Linked DNA regions of Mus musculus: region 1 is linked to region 2. A link is a contact called in ENCODE POLR2A ChIA-PET data. All regions are on one chromosome and are shown on one strand. Each heading gives the region's core, a stretch centred on a gene start or an enhancer-like site at or near the end of the contact. The rest is flanking DNA. Distances are from core to core; before and after follow the strand shown.

Region 1 (2,893 bases), core at 289-2,788, 95 kb before region 2:
CCAGTGTTTTTCCTCACAGAACCTTCTCAACTCTGGGCTAGTCTTTTTGTTTTCAGAACAAAGGTGTTCCTCTCTTCTCCAGGCTCATCCCAGAGCCATGTTCTGAAAACAGCCCCTATCTCTCTAGGAGAGTAGCCTTCTCTGTGTTGTCAATACCATATCATTCCAGTTAATTTTTGCCGCTTGCTTATTGTGCCTCTGCCCTATGCCCGGAATTGTGTGCTTGATGCTTTGAGAAGGAACCAACGACCTCCGTGGGTCCCACCCTCCAGCTTCCCCAATGTGTGACATCCTGTGCTAAACTGGAATCCTCACGAGGACAGCGACTTTGTCCACACTTTTTAGAACTGTGTTCCCAGCCAACTAGCGCACGTGCCTATGAACTTATACTTCCCAGAAAGCAGGATGGTTTTTTGTGTCCTTCCTTCTCTGGGATGCTTAGGACGGCAGAGGCAGCCCTGATCCTCTAGGCCTGCAGGTGGACAGCAGAGTGTGCCACAGAAATCTAAGCGGGTTCGGAATCGGGAATGCCTGCCTCCTCAGGTAGAAGTGAAGTTTAGAAGTTGACACAGCCCGCGAGGCCGAATCAAGAGGACTTGGTGACTGATTGGCTGGGGAGGGTGAGGCGGGAGGAGGAGTCGCGCAGATGGCTCTGAGGTCTGGAGCTGGGGGGACAGGCGGTGCCACCTCTGATAGACTTTCTAGAAGTGCTGTCAGCTCCTGGTCGCCCCACCGCTGAGACTCAGGCCTAGGGTTGGGAAGCGGTGTCCTGGCTTGTGCAAACTTCTGCACCCCACCCCGCCCCCACGTCCTTTCTTCAGAAATAAATAACCAAAATCTTAGCAGGGATCTTGAGCCTGGCCGTTTGTCACCGGGTGTGTGTGTGGGGGGGGGGGGGAGCACCGTGGGGGTCTGCACCAGCTTGCGATTTCCCAAGGAGGGACACCCCCACCCCTCCCGAGAGCAGCGTGACCAGCCAGTCCCGGGTCCCCAGGCCACCGCCACCCGGGAGCGGAGTCTGGGCGGGACAATGGCCGCGGCCGCCCGGGCCCCGGGAGCCCCCGTGCTGGGGAAGGGGCTGTCCTAGGGCCGGGCGCCGGTGCCCTCCCCGCGCGGCTCGGGCGGGCGGAGGGGGGCGCGGAGTTCCTTTGTGGCTCAGCCTCCGGCGCGGCGCGGCGCGGGCAGGGGGCGCCGCGCAACTTTCCTTGGCGGCGGCGGCGGCGAGCGCGAGACGAGGCCCCGGGGCCGAGCGGGGGCCCCCAGCGCGCGGCCCGTCCCCGCCCCGCCGGCCCCCTCCCCTCGCCGTCGCCAGCGCCGGGCGCTGCCCACTCGCCGGAGCCCCGGGGCCGGGCGGGCTGCGCAGCCGAGAGGCGGGGGGCCGGACGCGGCTCGCTCGCGGGGCCCAGCGCGCCGGGGCCGCGCGGCTGCACAGCCGGCCTCCGCCGCCGCGGCGCCTGCAGAACCCAGAAGTGAACAGCAGGCGACCCGGAAGGTTTGCGCGCCGCTCCGCACCGAGCCCCAGCCGCGCGCCGCCGCCACCGCCGCCACCGCCGAAGCCGGGAGCCCCCAGCCCGGCCCTACTCGGGCCGCCGGGCTCGGGGCTGCGGCCGCGTCCCGGAGCGCCGCCAGCACTGCCAGGTCCGTGCGGGCCCGGGGCGCGCGGGGGAGCGGGCCCGCCCGCGGGAAAGTTGCGCCGAGTTGCGGGGCGGGGGCCGGGCGGGCGCGAGCGCTGTCAGCGCGGGGCGGCCGCGCTGCGTGGGCCCGGGGGTCGCCGGTGCCTCGGGCCGGGCCCCGGGGCGGCCGTGGCTGCGGCGGCTGCGCGCGCGGGGTAGGCAGCGTCTCCCGCGGCGTGTCTGGGGTTCGTCTCCGAGTGTGTGCGTGTGTGTTTTCCTAAGCCGGGCTATTCAAACCTGCTGCAATTCTCCGGTAAACAATGATTCATGGGGCTTAATGCAAATAAACGGATTGCAAACGGCGCGGTTCGCGCACTTTGCAGCCGGCCCGGTGGAGCGGCCAGTGCCGGATTTCTCCGTTTTTTTGCAGATCTGCAGAATATGGCGTCCCTGTCCTGTTTTAAAAATAAGCCAGGCTGCCATTTTTGTTTTTCTTTTGTCTGAAGATTTTAATAAAACTGTCTGAGAATGTGGGAGAGGCGGCTGGAAGCAGAGGGGGCACCCGAAGGGTTGGCTTTTTTCCTTTTCTTTGGAGAGAGCCGGGAGCCTTTCGGGGAGGTGAGACACAATACAATTACACTTTAAAGGAAAAAATAAGGGGGAGAGAAGCTGCCGGGTGATTTGGGGGGAGGGGGCTGGGAATTTAAAGTTAACTCTGAAAGTTTTCTTTTCTTTCTTGCTTTTTTTTTTTTTTAAGATTTTTTTTTTCTTCCCCTGAGGGCCCTGAGATGCCGCGAAAGGATATGGGGGCCCATTTCTCTGTTTCTTCCCACCTAGCTAGTCGCCTTTGCAGGGTTTTTGGGAAAAGTTAACTGCCGGTTTCCCCAGAACTGCGTGGGTGGGGATGTCGTGTGTGTGTGTGTGTGTGTGTGTGTGTGTGTGTGTGTGTGTGTAGGGCTGAGGTGAGAGGTTTTGGGAGGAGTCGTTTGGACGAGGCTCTGTATCAAAGTGGTATTGTAAGGAACTATATTGTAGCCCCAGATTTGGGGGAGTTGGCTGGCTCTAGGGGCATAAAGTGGGCCCAGGGTTTGGAGCTAAGATCCCTGTCATGAGGACATGACCCTTCTTGCCACCCTGTCCTCCAGCAGTGTGGATCCTTTAGGAGCTGTGTGTGTGTTGGAGATGGAGGGAGGCTTGCCCCTTCATGGGTGGCCAGAGCCCCCTTGGTGGACAGGAAGTTTTGGTAGCCCCCTCTTGGGGCAAGTCTGGTTGATTGCAGT
Region 2 (2,735 bases), core at 72-2,571:
GCTCGGAGCTTGGACACAGAACAGGCCACAGTGTCACCCTCCTTTACCTCCCCAGCCTCTGGGAACTCAGAGGAGTCAGAAAGCTTGCCCATATAAGTTAGCCAAGGCCTCCTGAAGGATTAGAGTCAGCTTCCTGCCTCTCCTCTGCCTGTGGCTCTCCCAAGCTCTGGCTGGCCACATCCCTTTCACTAACTTTGGGGATCCCAAAATAGTCCATCTACCAGTCCCCACCCATTCAGGGCTAAGGCTGTGACCGGTTCCCGGAGCCGGGGCTGTGTCGGTGCAAAGGCTTAACCCTAGGGATGTGGTTTCTAAAGTCAGACTAAGCATGAACCGGAGCCTGGGGCTGGCAAACACCCCAGGACTGGGAGGGGACAGGGAGTCTGGTGTCCTAACGCACATATGGGAAGGAACGTTTGGAAGCTTTGGAGGGCTCTCTTGATCCATAACCCAGACTTCATCGTGCTGGGACCTTACCTGGTGCAATGAGCGGGTGAGTAGCCACAGCAGGAACTGCCCGGCCAGGCCCTGGCCGGCCCTCCATGTTGCAGTTACCATCTCCTGCCTTGAGTGTCTCTGGCGCATTGTCAGTCCCACTAGGCTTGGCACCCGCAGGGGAACCCTGAGCCATGGTCCTGCCCTGTGGTGGGGCAGGCAGAGGCTGGCTACTGCTGGGTGTGGGTTTCAGGGCCAAGCTGGGCAGGACAGGCTGGGTGGGGGGAGGGCCCGAGGCTGCTGCTGCTGGTGTCTGCTGGGTGCGAAGCGTCAGGTTCTGTACCTGAAAAAGAGGGGCCCCGTGAGAGTCCAGAGAATGCAGGCCGGGGCAACAGCAACACACACCTGAGAGGGAGTTAGGGCAGATCCAGGACTACAGACATGAAAATGGTTTCTAGACGGAGCGAGTGAGAGAAAGAGAGATAGAGAAGAGACACCAGAAAGAGAGACGCACGGGGTGGGTAGTTAGGGGCTGAAAGAGAAGCCCGGAGTGGGTGGAGTTTGTAAAGAACACAGGAAGTATGGTTAGTGATCAGAACTGAATTCTGGGGCTGCCCGGCTGGGGCAGACAGGGGCAGGGAAGCCAGCGCCTTTCGTTCCCCACCCCTGACACTATCGGGATTCGTTGCATCCTACTGCGGCAAAGCACGGTATGGAAAAAAACAGAACAAGACTGACAGGCAAAGCAGAGGCTCAGCTTGTCCTCACAGTCAGGTTAACGCCAGGTCGTTTCCAAGACAGCCGCATGCTTACTCAGCCTGGTCCCTGCTGCCCTCTGCTGGACAATGGGGGGCAGTGCCGGACTCATAACCTAGCTTCTCCATCCTCGAGCTTGGGTCCCCCTTCTGGAGATGGCGTAGGAAGACAGACTGAGTAAGAGGTCCGTTCTCAGGTTCCCACAGACGTCTCACACAGAATAGCTCCTCTGTGCTGTAGCAGAAGGCCGGAGGCCAGCACCCATACCGTTCCTTCTCTCCGTATGCCCCTGCCTCTGATCCCCTCCCCTCAGTGCTGGCTCACGGTGCTCTCTGCTGCCTACCTATATTCAGAGGAGCCAAGAGGTGCTGAGGCCAGCTGGATGGTAACGAGCGAGTCCATTTTCTTATTGCTTCATAGACGAGTCCTACCACTGCCAGCACCCCTGCCCCTCTATGAGCTGCCCACCCCCCTGCCCACCCACGAGCCCGGGGTCCTCACCTGGGCAGGGGTAGGGGGCCGAGCAGGGGAACCAGTGCAGAGCTCAGGCTGAACAGTAGCGACGGTGGCCGTGGGCGTGAAGATGAGCTGAGGGGACAAAGGAACAGAGGGCCTAGGCTCCTAGCTACCTGCACCAAGTTACCTAGCTGGGTCTGGAATCACAGGGAACGAGGCACCTTTTACCTGCCCAGTGTAGGCTGAGCCACAGGGGAGAGCAGTTTAGCCAGGGGATGGCTAAGCAAGCGGGACCCTTGTTCTGAGGGACTCTGTTGCCTCAGAATCTGGCACTGTCTCCTCAGTCCTGTGAGGAGGAACCTTGGGCAGCTGTCATAGGCTGATCTTCCAGGTCTAAGATAGCTCTGTTCCCCAGGGCTAGATCGGAATAAGATTATCTTTCAAAAAGGATTAAATCGGTTTGCACAGTGGTCACTTTCTAGTCAAGCTCTGATTCAGCGGGGGTGGGGAGGGGAGTCTGGAAGCAGCAACAGCAGAGGAAGGAGATGGCCTGGAGCTACGGTGACTGCGTCTCATCTGGAGGGGTGCAGGTAAAGAGGCAGCACTGGCTGGCACCTTGACCTCTGTGTGGCTCTGTCTCTGCATGCATGTGGATAAGCTGGTGTCGGGGCAGGGGGCCTCCTTCATCTCAGTGCTGGGGCCTCCTGGATCACTCCCTCTGTGTACATTCTGCTCTCAGAGGGCAGCAGATGGGCATCAGGACCCCAGTGGGGACATAGAGTAAAGTGGAGTGTGGCTGCCAGTTGGCTGGGGACATGGAAGTCCAGTCATATGCTGTCTGAGGCATTGCCTGGGAAGGGGAAGAGTACCCGCAGCGACAAGCTCGGAGTCAGGAAGAAAAACTAGGGAACAAGATCAGAGCAGCCCCCGGTGTGATGCTCTGGCCTTAACAGCAAGGCAGGGAGGGACTACGCTGTCTTCAGGATGGTGTCATCATGGGTAAAAGAGAAAACCAGCTTCTCTTCAGCCTGGGCGGCACGGGCGGCACGGGCGGGGACTTGTCGGTTGGAGCCCACCACGGTTACGTG

Evidence for each region. ChIA-PET counts read pairs that join two places held with the same protein, here RNA polymerase II (POLR2A).
Region 1: POLR2A ChIA-PET joins it to region 2 with 40 read pairs in Patski. The contact joins the promoter of Zfp362 here to the enhancer-like site in region 2. POLR2A ChIA-PET finds 5 or more read pairs at or near these places in 2 of 5 experiments (Patski and embryonic stem cell).

What each region holds. Positions count from the first base shown.
Region 1 is chr4:128,804,757-128,807,649 of GRCm38, reverse strand. Zfp362 (zinc finger protein 362) reads left to right here and starts at 1,538. Exons shown (of 9, transcript NM_001081098.1): 1 at 1,538-1,638.
Region 2 is chr4:128,710,102-128,712,836 of GRCm38, reverse strand. It overlaps Phc2 (polyhomeotic 2), which reads right to left. Exons shown (of 15, transcript NM_001195130.1): 6 at 1,693-1,779; 7 at 478-778. Among named protein-coding and RNA genes, the nearest start is that of Gm33712, 16 kb to the left of the region's middle. Within about 2 kb of position 1,321, at least 1 of the 3 ENCODE cell types and tissues checked has a DNase peak (open chromatin) inside an H3K27ac peak, as active enhancers do.